Regions from separate parts of the Homo sapiens genome. Here region 1 is linked to region 2. A link is an interaction called in ENCODE POLR2A ChIA-PET data of the cell type or tissue named here. Cell type or tissue: PC-9. All regions are shown on one strand. Each heading gives the region's core, and the rest is flanking DNA. Links, peaks and the distances in the headings are about the cores only.

Evidence for each region. ChIA-PET counts read pairs that join two places held together with the same protein. Peaks named below come from ENCODE experiments on the same cell type or tissue, not always from the same donor. Only the 100,000 strongest peaks of a DNase experiment are listed, where the experiment ranks them.
Region 1: POLR2A ChIA-PET joins it to region 2 with 5 read pairs; 2 of 35 experiments call an interaction of 5 or more read pairs at or near these places.

The regions. Positions count from the first base shown.
Region 1 is chr7:27,858,877-27,863,273 of GRCh38, reverse strand. The region is part of intron 3 of JAZF1 (JAZF zinc finger 1); the gene reads left to right. Among named protein-coding and RNA genes, the nearest start is that of TAX1BP1-AS1, 120 kb to the right of the region's middle. In PC-9, for the core only: no CTCF peak of the experiment used is centred there; no DNase peak of the experiment used is centred there.
Region 2 is chr7:27,608,577-27,612,973 of GRCh38, reverse strand. The region is part of intron 4 of HIBADH (3-hydroxyisobutyrate dehydrogenase); the gene reads left to right. LOC107986699 (a long non-coding RNA gene) reads left to right here and starts at 3,710. Exons shown (of 2, transcript XR_001744911.2): 1 at 3,710-4,397. In PC-9, for the core only: no CTCF peak of the experiment used is centred there; DNase peaks (open chromatin) are centred at 1,723 and 3,673; H3K27ac peaks cover 879 bases.

The DNA of each region.
Region 1 (4,397 bases), core at 294-4,293, 250 kb before region 2:
ACCCCAGCCAGATGGACATGGAGACATACAAGTGTCATAAAAGAGAGGGAAGGATAATGATGGGCAGGGAAGGAATAGACAACGAAGTAGCCGTAGGCAGAGAAAATAAATCTGCATGTTCACCTGAAATAACATTTTGAAGCACATGTTGATGTTAGCATTAAATTGGAAATGTCAGTAGTGAATTCATGATCCTAAAGAGAAGCCCAGACAGCCCTGTCCCCAAGGCAGGCCGGAATGGTGGCCCTACCCAGAAGCAGCCCTCACATGGGACCATCGGGCCCCACAAGCAGCACCTAGATTTTGGTCTCAGTGCTGTCCTCTATTTAAAGGAAAGGAGCTGACCCCATGTCTTAGGGCAGGAGTAATCCAAGACAGGCCTGGAACTTTTGTTCTTGCTAGAAAAAAGAATGATTTCAAAGCAGCCAGGGAACTTCCAGTTTAAAAAGGTGATGTGAACACGCACATGCACCCAAAATACAGAAAGCGGGGTTTCAAAATCATAAGCCACAAAGATAAAGATAGAGGTGAGGCAGCAGCAACAGAAGCGTGGAAGCTGGACAGCAAGTGGAAAAGAGGTCACTGACTTAGCAGACTAGAAAAAGCTGGAACTTAAGCTGAAAAGGGTGAGCTCAGAGGTGGGCTGATTCACATTCAATAATCCCAGAAAGCCTCCAGATCTGGAGCAACCTAATAGGTACGTGGTCTCTCTTTGGAGAGATGAAAATGGTCTGAAATTGTTTGAGATGATGGCTGCACTACTCTGTGAATATATGGAAAACCTTGAGCAGTACGCTTGAAATAAGTGGATTGTATAGTATGTGAATTATACCTCAGTAAAGCTTTATGTTCATTGGGTACTCATGGACATAAAGACGGCAGCAGTAGACACTGGGGACCTCTGGGGCGGGGGAGGCGGGAGGGGACAAGGGTTGAAAAGCTAACTATTGATTACCATGCCCAGGACCTGGGTGATGGGATCAATTGTACCCCAAACCTCAGCATCACACAATATACAAACCTGCATGTGTACCCCCTAGATCTAAAATAAAAGTTGAAAATATTTTTTAAAAAGTAAAAATAAATCTGTTCTATTTTAAAAATGGAGCTACAGATACCTCTGAATGTGGGAGTACAGATAAGGCTGAAGTCAGGAGAACTGGCTGAGAGTCTCCACGGGATGTCCCTTCCTTTCCCCCTCTGTATCCTCCCTAACTCTGCGAGGCCAGGCAGCTGCCATCCCTCCCGTGACAGAGCATGGCTCTGGAGATGCTGAACCAGAGCTGCCAGGCAGAGCCCAGGGTGAGGGCACAGTTCTTAGAACAGGGAGGCTGAGGAAGAGACTCCATCCTGAGTGGTAGAAGTCCAGTGCCCTTTCTCTACCCACAGCCACTCACACCACCCAGGATGGTCAGCCCAAGGGGAAAGGACCTGTGAGGTGGTCCCCCTCCAGGTTCACTGTGTGGACCTTCACCATTTGATAGACCCACCTATGCACCAGAGCATCCAATCTGCTTTTTATGCCTCACTTTTAAATATGAGCAGACAGACAAGGATCCTCAAGGTTTGGGAATGGCTTCCAGGACAGACAGTGTCAGAGACCAGATTAAAGAGGAAAAAAGGCACACCGGAGAAACAGTGACAGTGCATGGGGCAGGAGAAAATAAAAACAACAACCTTCTCCTTACAGAGAGAAGAAAGCTTTGTGCATGAAAAAAAAAAGAATAAAAAAAGTAGTCTTTGGAAATTAAAACAGGTGATGGCAGAAATGAAAACATTTATAGAAAGGACAGAGAGCTATTTTAGAAAAATCTCCCAGAAAGTAAAAAGGAAAAAAAAAATCAGAGATTTAGAAAACAGAAGTGATAAGAATATGAGAGGATTAGTCCAGGAGGTGTGTAACATTAGAATAAAAAGAATTCCCAGAAAGACAGCTAAGAGAGGAAATTATAAAAAAAAAATTTTTTTCAAAGAAATTTCCCAGAACTGAAGGGCGTGAGTTTCCAGGTGGATGAGTCCCCCGCACAGTAGTAAAAGGATGGCAGGTGGAAGGACAGAGAGCAGCGAGAAGCTGAGTCTCCCAGGAGGAGGACACATCTGAGAATGGGAGTTAGTGCAGCTCAGGACTCGTGGGCATCGACCTGAGAGTAGAATGAAGACGTCCTCAGACATTCAGGGACTCCAGATTTTACCTCCCATGACCCAAGCAAGGGGTGAACGAAGAAAGAGGAAGACACAGAACCTTGGAACAGGCATCGGCCCCATGTGGGGAGAGGAAAAGGGAACTGCTGGGACAGTGGAGAAGGGGAATCCCAGGATGGCAGCCATGCAGGGTGGTTCTGGAGTAGAAGGACAGAGGGCACCAGGTGCCCAAAGACTGTCTCTTAGGAAAAAGGAGGGACGAGGGGAGGCAAAGAGGAAAGTGGGGATGGGGGGAACCAGAATACCTGGGGGCTTAAACACACTGAGAGGAGGCTTACAGTCCATCTGAGGGTCAGGCTGGATTCAAGTATGCAGTGCAGTACGCTGGCTGGGAACACAGACCCTGGCCAGCTGGGAACCCTTGCACCCCACGGAGGAGCTTTGTGACCTCTGACAAGATACTCTGCCTCTCTGGGCTTCCATTTTATGTAAAATGAAGATAATCTTAGTACTCACCTAAAAGGGTTGTTGTGACATTTAAATGAGCTAATAGATGTACAGCGCTTAGAGCTGTGCCTGGCCTGTAGTGAGCCCCAGATACACATCAGCTGCTCATGCAGTGAGGAGGATGAGGAGGAGGATGAAGATGAGAAAGATCACAACAGAGGTTGTGGAGATGGTGTTGAACTCCAAGGAAGATAAAGATGTGAGCTTGGTTCATCCCATGGCTCAGTGTCATCATAGTGCAACATTGAATACTAATGAAGCCAAATACAGGAAGGCCTCACTTAATGTTGTCAAGAGGTTCTTGGAAATTTTCACTTTAAGTGAAATGACATATAACAGAACCAATTTTCCCAAAGGCTAATTTATACAAAGAGAAGTTAAGTTCCTACAGCATATTTCTGATCACAAAAACAGCAAACTTCTAAATAAAGACCCAAAACACTTCTAGTATTAAACATTAAAATAAATGTGAGCTATCATACATTTAAGAAAATTAATTAAACAGGATAATTATTTACCCAAGTTTTGATGCATCAGTGAGTAACAATGGTCCTCTTGGTAGTGGGTTAAATTAAGAAATAAATGTGTGACTATTGTAAGGAGCACCTCCTCCCACCACAGTTCAAAAACCAGCAATAACAGATGTGGCAGGCTCGCTGAGCACTTTTGCACATCATCATTTACTGTCGTGCACTTGTACAATTATCGTAGACTTTACAGACTTTTATTTGATAATTTGTATTCATTTTCTTTTTTTATTATACTTTAAGTTCTGTATACATGTGCAGAACGTGCAGGTTTGTTACATAGCTATACACATGCCATGGTGGTTTGCTGCACCCATCAACCCGTCATCTACATTAGGTATTTCTTCTAATGCTATCCCTCCCCTAGCCCCCCATGCCCCAACAGGCCCCGGTGTGTGATGTTCCCCTCCCTGTGTCCATGTGTTCTCATTGTTCAACTCCCACTTATGAGTGAGAACATGTGGTGTTTGGTTTTCTGTTCCTGTGTTAGTTTGCTGAGAATGATAGTTTCTGGCTTTATCCATGTCCCTGCAAAGGACATGACCTCATCCTATTTTATGGCTGCATAGTATTCCATGGTGTATATGTGCCACATTTTCTTTATCTATCATTGATGGACATTTGGGTTGGTTCCAAGTCTTTGCTGTTGTAAACAGGGCTGCAGTAAACATACATGTGCATGTGTCTTTATAGTAGAATGATTTATAATCCTTTGAGTATATACCCAGTAATGGGATTGCTGGGTCGAATGGTATTTCTGGTTCTAGATCCTTGAGGAATCACCACACTGTCTTCCACAATGGTTGAAATAATTTACACTCCCACCAACAGTGTAAAAGCCTTCCTGTTTCTCCACATCCTCTCCAGCATCTGTTGTTTCCTGACTTTTTAATGATTCCCATTTTAACTGGAGTGAGATGGTATCTCATTGTGGTTTTGATTTACATTTCTCTAATGATCAGTGATGATGAGCTTTTTTTCATATGTTTGCTGGCCGCATAAATGTCTTCTTTTGAGAAGTGTGTTCATATCCTTTGCCCACTTTTTGATGGGGTTGTTTGTTTTTTTCTTGTAAATTTAAGTTCTTTGCAGATTCTGGATATTAGCCCTTTGTCAGATGGATAGATTGCAAAAATTTTCTCCCATTCTGTAGGTTTCCTGTTCACTCTGATGATAGTTTCTTTTGCTGTGCAAAGCTCTTTAGTTTAATTAGATCCCATT
Region 2 (4,397 bases), core at 119-4,118:
TATATATATAAATAATATATATATATTTTTTTGGAGATGGTCTCTGTCATCCAGGCTGGAGTGCAGTGATGCAATAATAGCTTACTGCATCCTTGAACTCCTGGGTTCAAGCAGTCTTCTGCTTGGAATATCTAGGAATTCTCTGGAATATCTAGGACTATAGGCATGCACCACCATGCCCAGCTAATTTTTAAATTTTTTTTGTAGTGATGGGGTCTGGCTGTGCTGCCCAGGCTGATCTCCAACTCTTAGGCCCAAGTGATCCTCCTGCGTTGGCCTCCCAAAGTGCTGGGATTACAGGTGTGAGCCCCTGTGTCTGGCTGAGCCTGGTACTTTTAGAAAGAGATTACAGGCTGGGCGCGGTGGCTCATGCCTGTAATCCCAGCACTTTGGGAGGCCGAGGCAGCAGATCACCTAAGGTCAGGAGTCCGAGACCAGCCTGGCCAACATGGTGAAACCCCGTCTCTACTAAAAAATAAAAAGTATCTGGGCGTGGTGGCAGTCACCTTGATCCCAGCTACTTGGGAGGCAGCAGCAGGAGAATCGTTTGAACCCGGGAGGCAGAGGCTGCAGTGAGCCGACATCGAGCCATTGCACTCAAGCCTGGGGGACAAGAGCAAGACTTTTCTCAAAAAAAAAAAGAAAAAAAAAAGGAAAAGAAAAAGAGAATGTAACTTTAAAAATCAAGGTCTGCATTTCTTTCTTCAACAAAATATCTTGTACTTGAAATTATTTATATAGTCCTTATAAGATTATCTACTTGTTTCTGATTATACACTTTAATCTCATCTTCTGTATTATGCTGACAGCATCTTCACCACAAGGGACTTGCCTTATTTTCCAGTTCATACAAAGAAGGCACTAGGGATAAGGCTTTAAAGATACTCAAAGTCCTTTGCCTCTTGAAACTTATAGAGGAATAGAGAGAGTTAACATAAAAATAATTTCAGTGATAATTGCTATGAAGGAAAAAAAAAAGGAAGAGTAACAGTTTGGGAGATAGAAAGTATTGAGAGTGCTCTTTTGGATAGTGGATGGGATGCCCTTTCTGGGGAAGTGATATTTAAGCAGAAATTTGAATGAAAAGGTTTAGAGAAGAGTGTTTCACTGAAAGGAGTTGCTCTGTAAGGGCTCTGAGGCATTGAACTAGCTTGGTGTGTTCATGGAACATTTATCTTTGTATCACCAGACTTAGCAGTTGTTTCACTCAGAGTTTGTTCAATTGAATAACCTGTACCTGACTCCCCGTATGTCTAATACCATGCCTTTGTTTATTAGTTTGTTGTTTCCAAAGTAAAGTGAACTGGGCTTTATATAAATTAGCCCATGACACAGGTCTCATAAGTATGATGCCCTATTAACTTGTGCAAATCACATTTTTATGAAAGTTGTAATCCTTATTTAATGTCTCATGTTGTTTAGTCATGCCATTTTGGATACATACACGTGTGTGGGTGGGTGGGTGTGTGTGTGTGCGCGCACACACGCAGTGGGTCTGCTACCACAGTGTTGGTTCCAACTTGATCAGCTCTCGTCTATAATGAATGCTAGACATACAGCAAATTAAAACTAAATTAAAAACTATTGCTAGTGACTAATGACCAAATACTGTTCAGTCTGCTCCCAGGGCATCATTATAGCTGTGCTTGAATAATTGAAGAATAAACTCACTGATTGCCTAATACATCTGTAGATTTGCCCAGAGACCTTAAGTTGAAGTGACTCTGAAGTGGCGCTTGTAGTTAGCCCCAGGCACTGCATGTTGGCACGCCTCATTGATTTGCTAAACTGTATTGTTCTAGGTAGGAATTAATGTCAAAATTAAATAATTGAACTTGTGTGTATGTGTTTGTATAACAGTTCCATACCAGAAAACCAAATTTTATACTCTACTTGGCTGAGTTAAGTTTTAGTAATTTGTTTGAGGCATTCTTAGAATAAGCACAAAACCTATTAAGAAATTTCTCTTAGAGAGGTAGGCTTGCTTGGTAAATCTCAGTGAGTTTCATATAGACTTCATTATTGTTTTTAAAATCAACCATGCAGGCTTGGCCCTTACTGCTCACTGAACTGGATACCTACTGTTTTTCCACTAGATCTGTATCTAATTTATGGTAAAAGGACCACAAAAAATTATTTCTATTTTGGCACCTAACACTATTATAGTTAAGGGTCTTTTGGCATTTCCATTAAAACGTTTTCTTAGAGAAGTTTATAACTTGGCAGTTTTACTTGGCTTTGGGCTGAAACATTGCTGTTTTTGTCCAAAAGCAAATTCTTCCATCAAATTTCATATAACTGAAATTGCCTTGGTTTATAATGTGTGGAGGGGGAAGGGCTATCAGAATAGGTCTTTTTTTGATACTCTCACAAGTGCTTCGATTATACAGTAGTCTTGTATGTGATATTTATTCTTATGTTTTATTCTTACCTCAGTAAGAATTTATTTTTGTTACACACAATGAATAAGTTCTGGAGAGCTGTTGTATAACATAGTGCCTGTAGTTAACAATATCGTGTTGAGTATTAAAAATTTGTTAAGAAGGTAGATACCAGGATAGGTGTTCTTACCACAAAGCAACCACCACCACCACATTTGGGGCATGAGGAAACTTTTGGAGGTGATGGAAATGTTTATTACCTTGAATGTGGTGGTGGTTTTATGGGTATTTGCATATGTCCAAACTCACCAAATTGTATACTTTAAATATGTGCAGTATATCAATTATACCTCAATAAGGCTGTTTAAGAAAATTTTTAAAAATGATTTGAAATATTTTGGTAAAATAATTCATCTCCATGGGTTCCTGTCTTTAAAGAGTTATAGTACTATTATGTATTTTAAAGTTACTTTTGGCCAGGCGTGATGGCTCATGTCTGTAATCCCAGCACTTTGGGAGGCTGAGGTGGGCAGATCACCTGAGATCAAGAGTTTGAGACCAGCCTGGCCAACATGGTGAAACCCCATTTCTACTAAAAAAATATAAAAATTAGCCGGGTGTGGTGGTGCTTGCCTCTAATCCCAGCTACTCAGGAGGCTGAGGCAGGAGAATCGCTTGAACTTGGGAGGCTGAGGTCGCAGTGAGCCAAGATTGCACAGTCTACTCCAGCCTGGGCGACAGAGCAAGACTCTGTCTCAAAAAATAAATAAATAAATAAATTTTTAAAAACTTACTTTTTAATTAGCAACTGCTGTTATTTATTATAAAATTTAAAGTACTTAGTGCGTTGACTATTATATGAAAGGCTTGAATTACATTATCTTAAAAAAATTAAATAAAATAAGACTTTCCTTGGTCTGACTTGCTATTATTTAAAACTTTAGTAACTCTTATAATTAAAGTATACCTTACTTTGAGGGACAAATCCATTTCCTTAGAAATGAGTTAAGATTCATCAGTACTAGTACACAGAACTGGGTCAATTATGTTAGCCATTTACATTTTCCCATAATTTTACTTATCACTCTGTATCCATAAAGTATCCTTTCTGTCTCTGGAGAATATCTTTAGCCTGGGATTTTCTACAGTTTGCACAAGTAGTTCAGAAATGTTTGGTAAATAAATTCCAAGGGTTTCTTTGAAATTAGTCCTGAAGAAGAGGTGCCCATAAAAATCTCTTTTTACATTCTTTGGCATGCCTAAGACTGCCTTGCAACAGTTGTCATAGACAGTAATTCATATATAAGGTGTTAAGTTCTTAACACATTCAAAGAAGACTGGTGACTCACTGCCCAAGATAACATGGTTGAGGCAGCTCCAGCAGTTTGTCGCCTAAGAAAATTACAGAAGAATGTGTTAGAGAAGGCAAGGTGATCACTTTTACAGTATTTTTTATTATTGCTCTCATTATTTATTGTTAGTAATAATTACTATTATTGCCAACAACAAGCTACTTTATTTCTAAAAATTTACTTTTGCAGTTTGCAATTCCTTTATCTCCAGACCTGAAGGCCAAATTTTAATTGCACTGTAATTTCCAATCAAGTAACCATGACACCAGCTGTTCTTGCCAGGCTCTATTCTGTGGTAGAGGGGGAACCTGTGTTCTCTTTACATGGTTATGCTGGAAAGTATATGGATAAGGCAGGGGTCCTGCCTGAAGTAATCCCAGGGTATTTTTAATGTCCTTTAATTGCCATTCAGGATGTAAGTCAGACACAATTGGGTCTGGTCACAGTTTAGGACTACTGAGCCCTGTTTATATAAAGGTGAATTTAGCAAATAAATCTGAAGCTATTACTTATGTACAATTTATTTTTCTTTAACATCTATTGATTTCTAAGCAATGTGAAACTAGTTCCAGTATACTCTATGTATTATATGTCTTCATTTTGTTTTGTTTGTGATCCCTGGATAGCATTGGCAGTGAGGTGGGAGGAGGAGATGTAATTGAGA